Regions from separate parts of the Homo sapiens genome. Here all the other regions are linked to region 1. A link is a loop called in an ENCODE intact Hi-C map of the cell type or tissue named here. Cell type or tissue: gastrocnemius medialis. All regions are shown on one strand.

Region 1 (5,000 bases):
ATGCTGAGTTGACATCTTAGCCGACACACATCCTTTGCTCTTTCGTTACGTGCTTGTAACAAGTTGCATGTTTTATGTGCATATTCTTGGCTAGGCTGGCACAGGTAAGTGCCACCTAGCCCTTCCTGTTCCCAGCCTACATTTGCTGTTTGAGTGGCTGTGGATTTTTCTAGCAGATGACAGTCTTTGTTTTGAAATTTTAAAAATTCATAAATGACTTTGTTCATTCTTATCCACCAAACTCCTAGAATTGTGCTTGGCAAATACTAAGCACTCAAATTTTTTGAATGATTATTATTTTGTTTAGACTATAATTAGGGCCCGGAAGATATGATTGAAACTAGGTATTAGCTTAAGGAGATGAGGTTGACTAGGCACTAGTGTCCTAAGCTAAGGCTGAAGAAGAGTTCAGGAGTCGTGTTGACCCTTTAGTTGGCAGTAAGGCAAGTGAGGAACAGAAAACGAACTTCTGTGGTGGTCCAGGGCCAATAGATTGGGTTCTAGGAAGGCAGCGGTGGGCAGCAGTGGAAGTTTGAAGGACCTGCAGACTGATTAGTTTCTGGCCAAAATTTAGGAGCCATTGTTGACAGGTATGGAACGAAACATCCTGGACCCTAAGACCTAAACAAGTGATCCTTATCTAGGATTGGCACCAAGGCATTGTGTGGAGCTGGACGGTTCCTAACACCTGTTATTTTATAAAATAAATATTAGGAAACCCCTATTCATTTTGAATGTGTTAATGAAAGTGAACTGCTAATCACAGTTAGCACTTGTATCTTTTCTACTAAATGTGTGAAATGTGCCTTTTAGGGAAATATAATACACATTTTCATTCTTGTTTACCTTCTTCATACGTAGCTGGTTTAGAATCAACTTTCCAAAACAACCCTACCTATCTTCTAGGCTGTTGACAGTGATTGACAGTGAACAACACTAAAAGAAGGAGAAGCCAGGACAGGACATTGTATTTCTTCACTGAATTCCTTTCCCCTTATTAGTCATTGCTGACTCTCCTGTATTCATTTTTCACTGATCATCATTCACCATTTCCATCTCACTGAGTCCAAGTGTCTCTCCATACATGTTTGTCCCTTATTACCCTCTACTAATGGAAGGCTACAAAAGCTAATTTGTTAGAGAAGTGAATGAAATATAATGTCATCTATAAATATTAGCTCTCTTCTTCACTCCCTGTTAATAAAAGCAGTATATCATTTCAGAGAGAAGAAAAGACCAGGACCTATCCATTTGTAATCATACTGTGCACACATTCAATTAGCCAGAGGGGTAAAGTGCATATTAGTAGGCAGCCTGGGAGTTTGCTGGAGCAATTAATCGGCTTTGTCATCTATAAGTAATAGTTTAAATAACTTTCTCTTGCTCCCTTGACTGAAACAGCCAATCAGATTCAAGCAATAGATAGCATCCTTAACCTTCCCAAAAATAGACTTAACACTACAATGTTTGTCTTTTCTTATTAAAAGCTCTATGCTATGTACTAGTTTACCAGGTATCTATGGGGTTTTTTGTTTGTTTGTTTGTTTGTTTGTTTTGAGACAGAGTCTTGCTCTGTCGCCCAGGTTGGAGTGCAGTGATGCAATCTTGGCCCACTGCAACCTCTGCCTCCTGGGTTCAGGCGATTCTCCTGCCTCACCCTCCTGCATAGCTGGGACTACAGGTGCGCACCACCACACCTGGCTAATTTTTTTGTATTTTTAGGAGAGACAGGGTTTTGCCATGTTGGCCAGGCTGGTCTCAAACTCCTGACCTCAAGTGATCCTCCCACCTCGGCCTCCCAAAGTGCTCAGTTTACAGGCATGAGCCACCATGCCCGGCCTCTGTGAGTTTTTTAATGGGGAGAGCAAGGGGAGGAAATTTTGGTAATAACCAAGGATCCGTGTCCTGTGTTCCATTTTTTAAAAAGTAGTACATTATTGTGTGGTATTAAATTGTTTTTTATTTTTTTTAGGATTTGACTATAAGGAAAGAAATTCCAGTATGCAACATGATAGCAGAAATAAACAAGCTGTCAGATTTTGGAAATGAATATGAATTTCATTTTCTTTGGTCCTAATATCACATAATGATTGTTTTTATACAAAAATACCATATGGCTAATGTGGACCCAATCTCAACATTTGTTTGCTGCCTTACACACACATTTTTATTTATATTTCTTTTTTTATATATGGATCTTCAAGTGGGATGCCAAGAGAGACGATATTTTTGAGGAAGTCAGTGCACAGTCAAAGAGGATATGAACCCAGTCTAGGTGTTACATGGTGCCCTAATATTCCGCTTGCATAAGAAGAAACCTTTTGTTTGTGGCCTTAGTTGTCACCAGGAGACCATTGTTAATTTTGCTTAAAAGCTCTTCTGTTGTGTTTAGGTGGCTTTTTAATATAAAGGAAAGAAAAAAATGAAGAACAAGTTTGGCCAAACTCTTAACATTTGGCTCTATCAGGAGTCTCATCTCCGCTTCGTAGCCTCAACTAATCCTCCACAGCCTCTTGCCAGAGATTTCTTAAGTCTTAAGACTTATAAAGACGCTGGCAAGAAACTGCGGTGCATCAGCAGGAACAGGTTGCAAAATGAAGACAAAGCCTCTGGCAAGACACAGGAGGATTAATAGAGGCCAGGCCATGAAATAGAGATGAAGCCCCGAATGGTGAAAGATCTCTGAAGTCACAGTACAGATACAGAACCGGTGTTCTGTCATTTGGGAAATCATATGGGATGAGCCACGGGGCCCAGTTGGCCAGGGGAACAATTGGGAATTGCAGGTCAGGAGCATCCTTTGCCAGAGGAAGTTAAAAGCTTTTAGAACTGGGAGTGCTCAGAGATCCCAGAACAATCTCTAGATGTAATTCACACCTCTACTCTGATAAGGAGTGTGAGACCAGATGGAAAACCACTACTGGGTCAGAGAGTGAAAATAAATCCTAGAGAAGATGCCAGAAAGATTTGGCTAAGCACTACTTAATGGAATAAAATTCGTGACCGGGGTACTGACTGTGTTCCTAATGTTGGATTATTTTAGCCTTGCTCTATTAGTAGTCCTCAGCTTTGAACCCAGCCTCTCTCCCTTCCTGTCTCTTCCCACATCCCATTGAGTCCCCCCTTCCCTGGAGCTTCCCCCTCCTGCTTCCCTCCCATGCCCCTGCCCCTTCCCTGTCTTCTCTCTCTTCCTCCCATTTAAAATGTTACTTTTTCTCAATAGCTTTATCAAGGACTACTTTCCTATAATGTTGAGTAGGAAGTTCCCCAAAGAATAGAAAAATCTGCTTTAATTCCAACATCTAGTTGCTTCAGAAACAGCTGGGTAAATTGGACTTACCCAAGTTGGACTTAGTAATGTTGTTCTAGTTTATGCGATGGGAACATTTTAGTTGGGGCTTTTGTTCATTCATCACATGCAGCTGGGGGAGGAAATGGCATTATTTAACTTGTCCATAGTGTATCTTTAAATATGAAAAAGAAATGGAACCTATGAATACAAATAATCAGGACTCTCATCCTTTCTTTAGACTTAAAAAGAGAGAAAACAAAGACTTAAATAAACATCTTCAACAGGTAGTACAATGTAAAAAGCCTGTAAAACATTGCCACAAGGATATATGCCTTGAGTGCTTCAATCACGGGGAATATTCCTCCCATGTTTTACTGCAGTTAATTATGGCAGAGCACCAGCATGGATTTTGTACCTTAACCTCACCTGTGTCCTCCACCCCCCCACAGAAAGAATGCTTTCCTATTGATGAATCATTATGGGGGCACATCCTCTCTTGTGTGTAGGGTAAGAATGTGCCAAAATTAAGACGTACTGGAATTAAGAAAGCCAAAATGAAGTGTCACGTTGAGCTAAGGTGACAGGTTGTACCTTGACCTTTATAATGAATTCACTTAATTTACTTCTTTTAGTCCTCTCCGAATATGTTCGGCCTTGTATTTTAGGATCTGGGTTTCTCATTTCAAAGCATTTATCAATTAATTCTGTAAGAAAAGGACTCACTTTACTGCTGAGAAACAGTTGCGATCTTCTCTAGTAGTTAGAAAACTCAATTCAGATCACCATCATCCCACAGCCTATTTTATTCCATTTAGCTACATATGTCAATCATGAATTTTTGGAAGACCCTCATGGATGAGTACCAAATAATTCCTGCAAATGGTTTTCTACTTTCTTGTGTGAGGGTGGGTGTCTCTGGCACCTTGGGTTAGAGAGTTGAATTCATCATACTGGTTAGTTGATAGCACATTATCATCACCACCAGTCGGTGCATGGCTTTGCTTTTGTTTTCATCTTTTTACTTTTTCATCTTCCATCTCCACTCTTCCCATTCCCATTAACAATGTTCTTATTTATTTATATGCCCTTAAAAATATAGTAGGTTGTTTTGTGGCCTTTACATAAGAGACGTTTTTCATTTACATAGGTGATATACTAAGGTTCTCATTCTGTTTCTTATATTCACTTGGCTTTATGCTTTTAAGAGCTTTCCTTTTACATTTAGGTTGTTGAACCTGATTGCCATGTGGGGTTCCATAGCAGGCATCCACCACACTCTTCTTTCCATTCCCATGGTAATAAGCAGCGCAGTTGTCTTAGCTTGCCAGGGTGAACATCCTTAGAGCACTGCCAGATTGCCCTTCCGGAAAGGCTGCGCCAGTTTAGAATCCCACCAGCAGCACTTGCCAATGCTTGTCCTCCTACATCCTTGCCAATACTTTGTATTACCCAAATTTATCATTTTTGCCAATCATTACGATATCTTGCTTTAATTTGTATTTCTCTGATTACTGGTAGGCTGATCATTGTTTATTTGCTTTTATCCATTTAAGCTTCCCCTTCTATTTTTTTAACCTATTTTTACATTTGTTTCTTATTTGTTGGAGTTACTTACATATTGTGATACTAATCTTTTATTTGAGTCTTTGTTATTATCTTTTCCCTATAAGTTACCAGTCTGTTCATTTTGTCTGTAATGTCCGTCTTT
Region 2 (5,000 bases), 220 kb before region 1:
TGTTGGTTTGCTAAATGTAATAGTCACTCAGGAAAAAAGGTTGGCAGTTTGTTTTATGGTTAAAGATACACTTCATCATATGACCTAGCAATCCAGTCTTAAACATTTATCTAGAAATGATAAATGTACATTCACGCAAAACATGTACATATATGTTTGTAGCAGCATCATTCATAATCATCACAAACTGGAAATCACCTACATGTCTTTCATTGGGTAGATGGATATACAAACTATGGTACATCTGTACAATGGAATATACTAGTAGGCTATAAAAAAGGAGCAAGCTATTGATACATGCAGCAATTTGAGTCTCAAATGCCTTATGCTAAGTGAAAGAAGAAGCTGGTCTCAAAAGGTTACATACTGCATGATTCCATTTATATGGCATTCTGGAAAAATGCAAAACTGAAGGGGCCAAGAGCAGGTCAGAGGTTTCCAGGAATAAGGAATGGTCGGAATATTTAAATACACAGGGATAGCATGAAGACATATTGGAGAGTGATAGAATTGTTCTGTATCCTAATTTTGGTGATGTTTACACAAATCTCTGCATGTTATACAACTCTTATAGGTGTACAGAAAAAGATGAATTTTACTGTGTATAAAGTTAAAAAATAGTTTATAATTTTTATGTCACCTTTTTTCTTTTTACTGTTTGAATGTGGCTACTGGTAAGTTTAAAATTATGTATGTGGCTTGCATTATTATTTCTATTACATAGCACTGCTTCAGATATTAGAAGTGCAAAGAAGGATTAGGTGTGGTCCGAAGTCTAGGAGAGGGATATGGCAGAAGGAAGTCTTCTAAGAAGAGGAGGCAAATTTAAATGACCTAAGTTTAGCCTCTGCCCCCTACTTCCATCCTTTGTTCTACAGATTTTGTTTGAGAGCCTAATTCATGTAAATATGCCAACTCTCAGATGTAGTAATTCCTTAGAGTCTTTTTCCTTGATATTGGAAATTAAACTCTACCACTCAAGATGAAAAGAATGCTGTGCAATGGAATAATTAGTGGCATCCTTGCATTTGTAGGCACAACAGCCTACATTGCTGAGGCAGTTGACAAGTTCCTTGACAAACTTGTGATGAATGTTTAAGTTCATATTATTATTGGTTAGACATTATTGTTTAAATTATTGCACCCAAGATTGTTTATTGTTTATAAATTGTCATAAAGGGAGGTTTCCAGAAGGATGCCTAGCCAGTATGTTTATAATTTGAAGTTAGGAGTGCCAACCCAAAATTGGAGTAGAATCTAAGAATATCATGATGGACTTTAAATAGGTAAATCTAGCGATACTGAAATATAATACAGATAAATTTAAAATTTCAAAATGGATTCTAAAATTTAGTTGTCCCAGTTAAGAAGAGGGATATGTAGCTTAGCAGTGGTAAATACATAAAAATGTTAGGGCTTTTAGTTAATAAGAAGCATAATAGGAGTCACTACTGATGAGGCTGCCAAAAAAGCTATTTTAACTTACAATGCCATTTATCAATAGAAGTTTAATACATAAATTAAGGCATGGATTTTTGTATTTGTTTCTGTGCTCTTTAGAACACACCTAGAATCTTATCTTGAGATCTGGGTGTTATCCTCTAAGAGAGCTATAGACAAACTGGTACATATTCAGAGAGGAGAGAGCCAAATGATGAAGGAAATTGAAACAAGTCAGATGAGGAATAGTGAAGGAGACTGGGATAGTAAGCCTGTCTAAGAGGTGACTCCTAGTGGGGTTGAAAGATAGGTCACGAGAACTGCCTTCAAATAATTGAAGGGCTGTGATATTACAGATAAATTAAACTTGTCCCATAAAGTTCTCAGAACCAGCAAATGGAATTTTCAGAGAGATATTAAATTTCAGTGTAAGGACACACTAAGGGTTAGAGCTAACTCTTGGAAATGAGTCACCTCTTCAAAGTTTTTCGTAAAGCTCTGAAATGGTTTGGATATGTGTCACCTCCAAATATCATGTTGAAATGTGACCTCCAGTGTTGGAGGTGAGCCTAGTGGGAAGTGTTTGGGTCATGGGGGTGGATCCCTCATGAATGGTGTGGTGCTGTCCTTGTGATAATGAAAGAGTTCTTGCTCTGACTTCATGTGAGATCTGGTTGTTTAAAAGAGCGTGGCACCTCCTCTTGCTCTCACTGCCACTCTCATCTTGTGATGTGCCTGCTCTCCCTTCACCTCCTGCCATGATTGTAAGCTTGCTGAGGTCTTTGCCAGAAGCAGATGCTGGCACCATGCTTCCTGTACAGCCTGCAGAACTGTGAGCCAATTAAACCTCTTTTTATAAATTATCCAGTCCTCGGTTAGTTCTTTATAGTGATGCAAAAATGGACGGACACAAACTCTATTGCTTGAACTTACTTTTTGTTGAGACTATCTCCTTCAAACTGGCGTTTCCACAAAGTTCTTGTCTGACTCTCACTTCCATACTTGGAGTTTCAGTCAGTAATCATTTAATGCAGCAACTGATAAGAATAATCTATCATTGGCAGAAAACCAGTCATTTACCTTTTTCTTTTTTTCTTTTTCAAGTTTCATTTTAGGTTCTGGGGTTACATGTGCAGGTTTGTTACGTGGGTAAATTGCATATCACTGGGGTTTGGTGTACAAAAGATTTAGTCACCTAGATAGTGAGCAAAGTACCCGATTGGTAGGTTTTTGACCATCACCCTCCTCTCACCCTCCACCCTCAAGTAGGCCCCAGTGTCTATTATTCCCCTCTTTGTGTCCATGTATACTCCAATGTTTAGCTTCCACTTACAAGTGAGAACATGTGGTATTTGGCTTTCTGTTCCTGGTTAGTTTGGTAGGATAATAGCCTCCAGCTACATCCATATTGCTGCAAAGGACATGATCTCATTCTTTTTTATGGCTGTGTAGTATTCCATGGTGTATATGTACCACATTTTCTTTTTTTCTTTTTTTTTTTTTGAGATGGAGTCTTACTCTGTTGCCCAGGCTGGAGTGCAGCGGCACAATCTCGGCTCACTGCAACCTCCACCCCCTGGATTCAAGCAATTCTCCTGCCTTAGCCTCCCAAGTAGCTGAGACTACAGGCATGCGCCACCATGCCCAGCCAATTTTTGTATTTTTTTGTTTAGTAGAGACGTGGTTTCGCCATGTTAACCAGGCTGGTCTCGAACTCCTCACCTCAGGTGATCCATCTGCCTCAGCCTCACAAAGTGCTGAGATTACAGGTGTGAGCCACTGCGCCTGGCCTATGTACATTTTCTTTATCAGATTCACTCTTGATGGGCATCTAGGATGATTCCAAGTCTTTGCTATTGTGAATAGTGCTGCAATGAACATATGAGTATATGTGTTTTTTTCATAGAATGATTTATATTCTTTTGGGTATATACACAGTAATGGGATTGCAGGGTTGAATGGTAGCTCTATTTTAAGTTCTTTGAGAAATCTCCAAACTGCTTTCCACAGTGGCTGAACTAGTTTATGTTCCCACCAACAGTGTGTAAGCATTTCCTTTTCTGTGCAGCCTCACCAGCATTTTGTTATTTTTTGACTTTTTAGTAATAGCCATTCTGACTGATGTTAGATGGTATCTCGTGGTTTTGATGTGTATTTCTCTAATGATTAGTGATTGTATTAGTTGTATTAGTATTGAATTGTTTCTTAGAAACTATGTTTTCCTGGCAGTTATTGAAACTGATAGACAAAATAGTATGATAATATTTCACTGGTGAGGAATAAGGCAAGTATCCTGTGGACAGGCTGTGTTCCTTCTGTAATTAGGGAGTAGGAGATATGGTCCACTCTGCATATCTGGTAAGTGAGCCTTCCTGAGATGGTGCTGATACCTTCTAAAAATTGTCAGCTGCTAAGGCACAAGCGTGTAAATAAAATCTACTTTGTATTTAACATTTCTGTGATTTCATGTATGTGTCATATTATAAAGCACTGTTGATGTGCATTTTGAAAGGAAGGAACTTCTGCCCCCATTGCTCCCACTGTTATAGCCTGGCAAGTTTCAGGGAGTAATGAAAAATAAGACTTGAAACTCTTATTTTGTTGTTAGGTGGTTGTAACACTTCTTCCTTTTTTTTAAACCTCGCCTTATAGCACCTCTGATCCTGCTTTTATTTCTTTGTTCTCCTGCATACTCTTCCATTTTATGAAAAGTTGGAGTAAGCAGTGTCCAGGTAATCTGTACTCTGTGTTCATATCATCTGCTCCAGGGTGAAATAAAGGAAATGTGATGTTATTGCTCTTCTATATGATTTGTGTTGGTCTTTTCTCTACTGTCTCTGCCTTGAGGTCAGGTACTATGTTTTCTACTTCCTGTATAACTCCCCAGGTGTCCAGTATGCACATCTGTGCGTTGTGGGTTTTTAATAAATGTTCTTGACTGATTTACTGACTGTTCTGCATAGCAAGAGAACAATGCCACAGTTTATTTCAAAGAGGCTGTACAGTATTGAGGCAAAGTGTTTCACAGTTCTCTGAGGTTGAAGGTAGGAGCCTGAGAAATTCTGGAACATAACTATGTGAGATTCTGAAAGCTATTTTAAGTTACTTCTTTGTTTTGAAAAATATTTATATAATGTTTTTATTACATGTAATGTAGTAAACTTCCTCCCCTTTTAGTACATATCTTTTCCTTAAAAAAAAAAAACTTTATTATATATTCAAATACTGGTTGGTTGCCTTAAAATTTATTGAAAAATCAGCTGTAGAAGTAATAAGATCTAGTGTTTGGCAGCACAATAGGGTGAGTATAGTTAACAGTAATTTATTGTGTATTTCAAAATAAAGAGTGGAATTGGAATTTTCTTAACACAAAGAAATGATAAGTGCTTGGGGTGATGGATATCTCAATTTCCTTAATTTGATTTTTATACATTATGTGCTTGTATGAAAATATCACATATACCCCATAAATAAGTACAGCATTATATATCTATAATAGTTAAAAATTTAAAAAGTCTGTCTTTAACATTATCCAGTCGTGTCCATTAAAAAGACACATT
Region 3 (5,000 bases), 130 kb after region 1:
CAGTTGCTACAAAGAGAATGAAATACCTAGGAATACAACTTACAAGGTATGTGAAGGACCTCTTCAAGGAGAACTACAAACCACTGCTCAAGGAAGTCAGAGAGGACACAAACAAATGGAAAAACATTCCAAGCTCATGGATAGGAAGAATTAGTATCATGAAAATAGCCATACTTCCCAAAGCAATTTATAGATTCAATGCTTTTCCCATTAAACTACCATGGACATTCTTCACAGAATTTTTTTAAAAATTCTACATTAAAATTCATGTGGAACTAAAAAAGAGCCCGTATAGCCAAGACAATCCTAAGCAAAAAGAACAAAGTTGGAGGCATCACGTGACTTCAGACTTTACTACAGTAACCAAAACGGCATGGTACTGGTACAAAAACAGACACAAACCAGTGGAACAGGATAGACATCTCAGAAATAAGGCCGCACATCTACAACCATCTGATTTTCAACAAACCTGACAAAAACAAGCAGTGGGGAAAGGATTCCCTATTCAATAAATGGTGCTGGGAAAACTGGCTAGCCATACGCAGAAATTTGAAACTGGACCGTCTCCTTACACCTCATACAAAAATTAACTCAAGATGGATTAAAGACTTAAATATAAAACCAAAACTATAAAAACCCTAGAAGAAAATCTAGGCAATACCACTCAGGAAATAGGCACAGGCAAAGATTTCATGACAAAAACGTCAAAAGAATTGCAACAAAAGCAAAAATTGACAAATGGGATCTAATTAAACTAAAGAGCTTCTGCACAGCAAAAGAAACTGTCTTCAAAATGAACAGACAACCTACACAATGGGAGAAAAATTTTGCAATCTATCCATCTGACAAAGGTCTAATATCCAAAATCTACAAGGAACTTAAACAAATTTATAGGAAAAAAACAACTCCATTAAAAAGTGGGCAAAGGACATGAACAGACACTTCTCAAAAGAAGACATTTATGCAGCCAAGAAATATATGAAAAAATCTCAACATCACTGATCATTAGAGAAAACCCAAATCAAAACCACAATGAGATACCATCTCATGCCAATCAGAATGGCGATTATTAAAAAGTCAAGAAACAATAGATGCCAGCAAGGCTGTGGAGAAGTAGGAACGCTTTTACACTGTTGGTGGGAATGTAAATTAGTTTGGCCATTGTGGAAGACAGTATGGCAATTCCTCAAAGACCTAGAACCAGAAATATCATTTGACCCAGCAATCCCATTACTGGGCATATACCCAAAGGAATATAAATCATTCTGTTATAAAGATACATGCACGCATATGTTCACTGCAGCACTATTCACCATAGCAAAGACATGGAATCAACCCAGTCCATCAGTGATAGACTGGATAAAGAAAATGTGGTGCATATACACCATGGAATACTATGCAGCCATAAAAAGCAAGGAGATCATGTCTTTTGCAGGGACATGGATGGAGCTATAAGCCATTATCCTCAGCAAACTAACACCGGAACAGAAAACCAAACACATGTTGTCTCTTATAAGTGGGAGCTGAACAATGAGAACACATGGACACAGGGAGGGGAACATCACACACTGGGGCCTGTTGATCGGGGGGCATCAGGATAAATAGCTAATGCCTGCAGGGCTTAATACGTAGGCGCTGGGTTGAGAGGTGCAGCAAACCACCATGGCACACTTTTATTATGTAGTAAACCTAACGTCCTGCACGTGGATCCCGGAACTTTTTTTAAAAAAGAGAAAAAAGAGGTGCTAGTGTCTGAATTTAATAGATGAAGAATCAGGACACAAAAGGGTTAAGTGGCTTGCTCAAGATCACATGGATGATATCTCAGACCATAACTGGGTGGTCATAAGATCATTAAGTAGAAATCATCCTGTTACAGGTGAGGAAATGGAGTCCCAGTTCTGGATGACACAATGAGCCAGGGCCCGGGCTAGAGCTGTGAGTCCTGTGCCTCCTAGTGCAGTGCTCTTTCCACTTCCCCCACTGCCTCCCCTTGACGATGCATGTTGTCCTGGACAGAAGGAGAGCTGTTTGAGGACCAGGCCAACCAACACCCTGCTCTTGGCAGCCGGAGCCATGTGATTCCTAAATACCCTTCTAGGAAGAGCTGCAGCATCATCCCTGGTCAAGCCCTGACCAAAACTGCACACCACACACAAGGAGTACACCTGGTAGGTTTGGGGGCAGAAGACACGCAAGGGCTGGAGGTGCCTCTGGCTACAGAATTTGTCCTTTGATGCCACAAGGATGCCATGAGCAGCTCTAGACTGGATTGCAAAAGACACACAGTGTCCCATGACTTTGGCTGAGTATCCAAGCCTGAGATTGGCCATCTCTGCCTGCGATTGCCAGCTCAGTGTGATCAGTGAGAAGGGAGGGCCTGATCCAAGGAGCCTCGGGAAAGGCTGAACTGAGGACAAGGACCCTAGACCTCTCACAGGTTTCCCGCTTCGGCACACACGCGTTCTTCTGGCTGTTTCCACAGACTCAGAGCCTCTTCCCCTTGGCCCCAGCGGGTACCCATGATAATAGTTGACATCTATTGATCATCTCTTATGCCAGGTACCATGCCAAGCGCTTACCCAGACCATCTCATTCACTCCTCACAAGAACCCTTTAAGGTAGGCAGTTACTCCCGCCTTTTAGATGAAGAAACTAACGCTGCAGTCACTTGCCCTCATGATCAACGAGTAAGGAGTGTGGCCAGGCCTCGAGCCCAGTCCGCCTGGCTCCAGAGCCTGCCCCGCACAGGCTACCCTCACCTTCTACAGCCCACCGGCCTTAGGACCCTCAGTTATGGCACCCTGCTTTGTAGGTGAGGGAGCTGAAGCCCAGAAGAGATTTACCCTGGGCCCAAGGCCCACAAAAGTAGACCCCCTGACTCCTGATTCAGTTCCCTCCACCATGCCATGCCTGTGAGCTGAAGCCTGGGCCAGCCCTGCTTCTGCTCTGAATTCATGGGAAACCTACCCAGTCCTTACGTTTTCTTCTCCTAACTGAGACTCCTGGGTTGGACCGAGTTGTAATTTTATGAAACCCTGAGCAGAGAGACTGAGATCAGTGAAGAGGGACTGAACCTCATTTTGCCCTCAGGCATATTGAGCTCTAATGCCATCTAAAAATAGATTCCCTTACAGTGTGCATTCAGTGAGGAGCTTGACACTCAGGGCCCTCTCCTGTGGGCCCCACTTGGCCAGTTAATGGGGAGGTGAGAAGACTTCACTATCCCCTAGAACACGCTTACACTTTTAAAGCTTACTACATACTTTGTCTCTGGGTCAAAGGTTTTTTCAAAGATGACAGATACCTCTTGCCATTAGCAATCTGTACTCTGGGCAGCTCTCCATTTTCTCTGATAAAAAGTGAAATAAATGAAAACAGCGTTTTAAAAAATCTATAAATGGGTGGGAGCCAGTTGTCATTTTCCCTTTCCCCCTCCTCCCACTCCGTTAACTAACTTAATGAGGATCCAAGTTGAGAGGCACTCGCCGAAAACAGCTGGTAGCATCATGCCTTTAAATAGCCCTCGCCACGCTTCCCCTTGGCAGCACGCAGTTGGCCCTGGCAGGGAAAGCCCAGGACAGAACAGGAAACTTTAGAACTTTCTAAAAAGAAAAAAGCTTGCCTTTAAAACGTGCTCCCTTCTGTGTAAGGAGCTTGCAATGTTGTAGCCCCTTCCCCTAGAAGTTTACAAGGAAAGACTAAGCTGATGAGGCTTGCCTCGGGACCCAGTGTGACTCTGGGCCTGGGGAGGTAAGTGGAGGGCTCCCCGGACCCGACCCCTGCCCAGCTCAGGCCAGCGTCCAGGGCAGCAGTGGCTCCAGCACCATCTGCTCATCAGGCACCTGTGGGGGCTATAGTGCAGCTCAGCTGCAGCCTCTCCCCTTGATGTTCGTAGCTGTAAGGTCAGGGAAGGTGACGTCCTCACCTCTAACTTAGGGAACATTCAGCCCTCCCTGAAAGTGGTACTGGGATGGGCCAGACTCCACAGTGCACATCAGGCCAGAGTCCATGCAGCAGAGGTTGGTGGCAGCCTGTCGATCTCAGACCCTCTGGAGAAGCGGGGCCACAAGGCTCTCTCCGGCCGCACTTCCATGTTGCTGGGGAAATAGCAGCAGGTGAAACATATGGAAGGAATAAGTGGCCCTCACGTCTGGGTGGCAGCCAACAGTTGACTGTCTCCTCCCACACACTGTCCCATGCGAGTGTGGCATCAGGTGGCCTTATCACCCCTACTGTTCGTAAGGGAACAGAGCCCAGGGCTTCTCCTGCCCTGCCCGGCCTTGCCTAGGTCTGGAGCTCTGTCACACCACAGCACCCCTTTTGCATTAAGGGTGACTGTGGCGACTGTGGCATGGTGCCGTTAATGGATAAGGGCTTTGAGGTCCTGAGTGCCAGAGAAGGTGGCGGTTTGGCTGGCTCAGGGCTGTGCTGATCACAAGTGGATGGAAGAGGGTGCTTTTTCTTACTAACTGTTGGCAAAGTTTGAAATTTGAGAATGGACTAAAGTGTTCTTCCTTAGTACCTAAATATTGTACCTGTTCTCTTTCTGGAGCTGCTGTCTCTCCCACCTTCTTTTTTTTTTTTTTTTTTTTTTTTTTTGAGACAGAGTCTGGCTCTGCCGCCCAGGCTGGAGTGCCATGGTGCGGACGTGATCTTGGCTCACTGCAACCTCCGCCTCCCGGGTTCAAGCGATTCTCCTGCCTCAGCTTCCCAAGTAGCTGGGACTACAAGCGCCCACCACCACACCCGGCTAATTTTTATATTTTTAGTAGAGACGGGGTTTCGCCATGTTGGCCAGGCTGGTCTTGAACTCCTGACCTTGGGTGATACACCCGCCTCGGCCTCCAAAAGTGCTGGGATTACAGGCATGAGCCACTGCGCCCAGCCTCTCCCGCCTTCTTAAACAGCTTGTAATGGACATACTGTAACTGCTTCTTGCAAGCTCGTGGTCATCATTAGTTACATTAAAGCCACAGCCCATCACCAAGTGCTTTCTA

What was found. A loop is a pair of places that touch in the nucleus more often than their neighbours do. Peaks named below come from ENCODE experiments on the same cell type or tissue, not always from the same donor. Only the 100,000 strongest peaks of a DNase experiment are listed, where the experiment ranks them.
Region 2: it touches region 1 in a loop (2.2-fold over the local background); 1 of 110 quality-filtered maps calls a loop at or near these places.
Region 3: a loop joins it to region 1, with 4 times the contacts of the local background. A loop is called at or near these places in 1 of 110 quality-filtered maps.

The regions. Positions count from the first base shown.
Region 1 is chr2:28,199,231-28,204,230 of GRCh38, forward strand. The region is part of intron 7 of BABAM2 (BRISC and BRCA1 A complex member 2); the gene reads left to right. All of the region lies in intron 1 of LOC100505736 (a long non-coding RNA gene), which reads right to left. Among named protein-coding and RNA genes, the nearest start is that of BABAM2-AS2, 110 kb to the right of the region's middle. In gastrocnemius medialis, no CTCF peak of the experiment used is centred here; a DNase peak (open chromatin) is centred at 2,711; H3K4me3 peaks cover 288 bases; H3K27ac peaks cover 4,821 bases.
Region 2 is chr2:27,976,103-27,981,102 of GRCh38, forward strand. The region is part of intron 3 of BABAM2 (BRISC and BRCA1 A complex member 2); the gene reads left to right. Among named protein-coding and RNA genes, the nearest start is that of MIR4263, 18 kb to the right of the region's middle. In gastrocnemius medialis, no CTCF peak of the experiment used is centred here; a DNase peak (open chromatin) is centred at 2,089; H3K27ac peaks cover 3,472 bases.
Region 3 is chr2:28,330,580-28,335,579 of GRCh38, forward strand. All of the region lies in intron 11 of BABAM2 (BRISC and BRCA1 A complex member 2), which reads left to right. Among named protein-coding and RNA genes, the nearest start is that of BABAM2-AS2, 23 kb to the left of the region's middle. In gastrocnemius medialis, no CTCF peak of the experiment used is centred here; DNase peaks (open chromatin) are centred at 1,983, 2,322, 3,522 and 4,162; H3K27ac peaks cover 4,216 bases.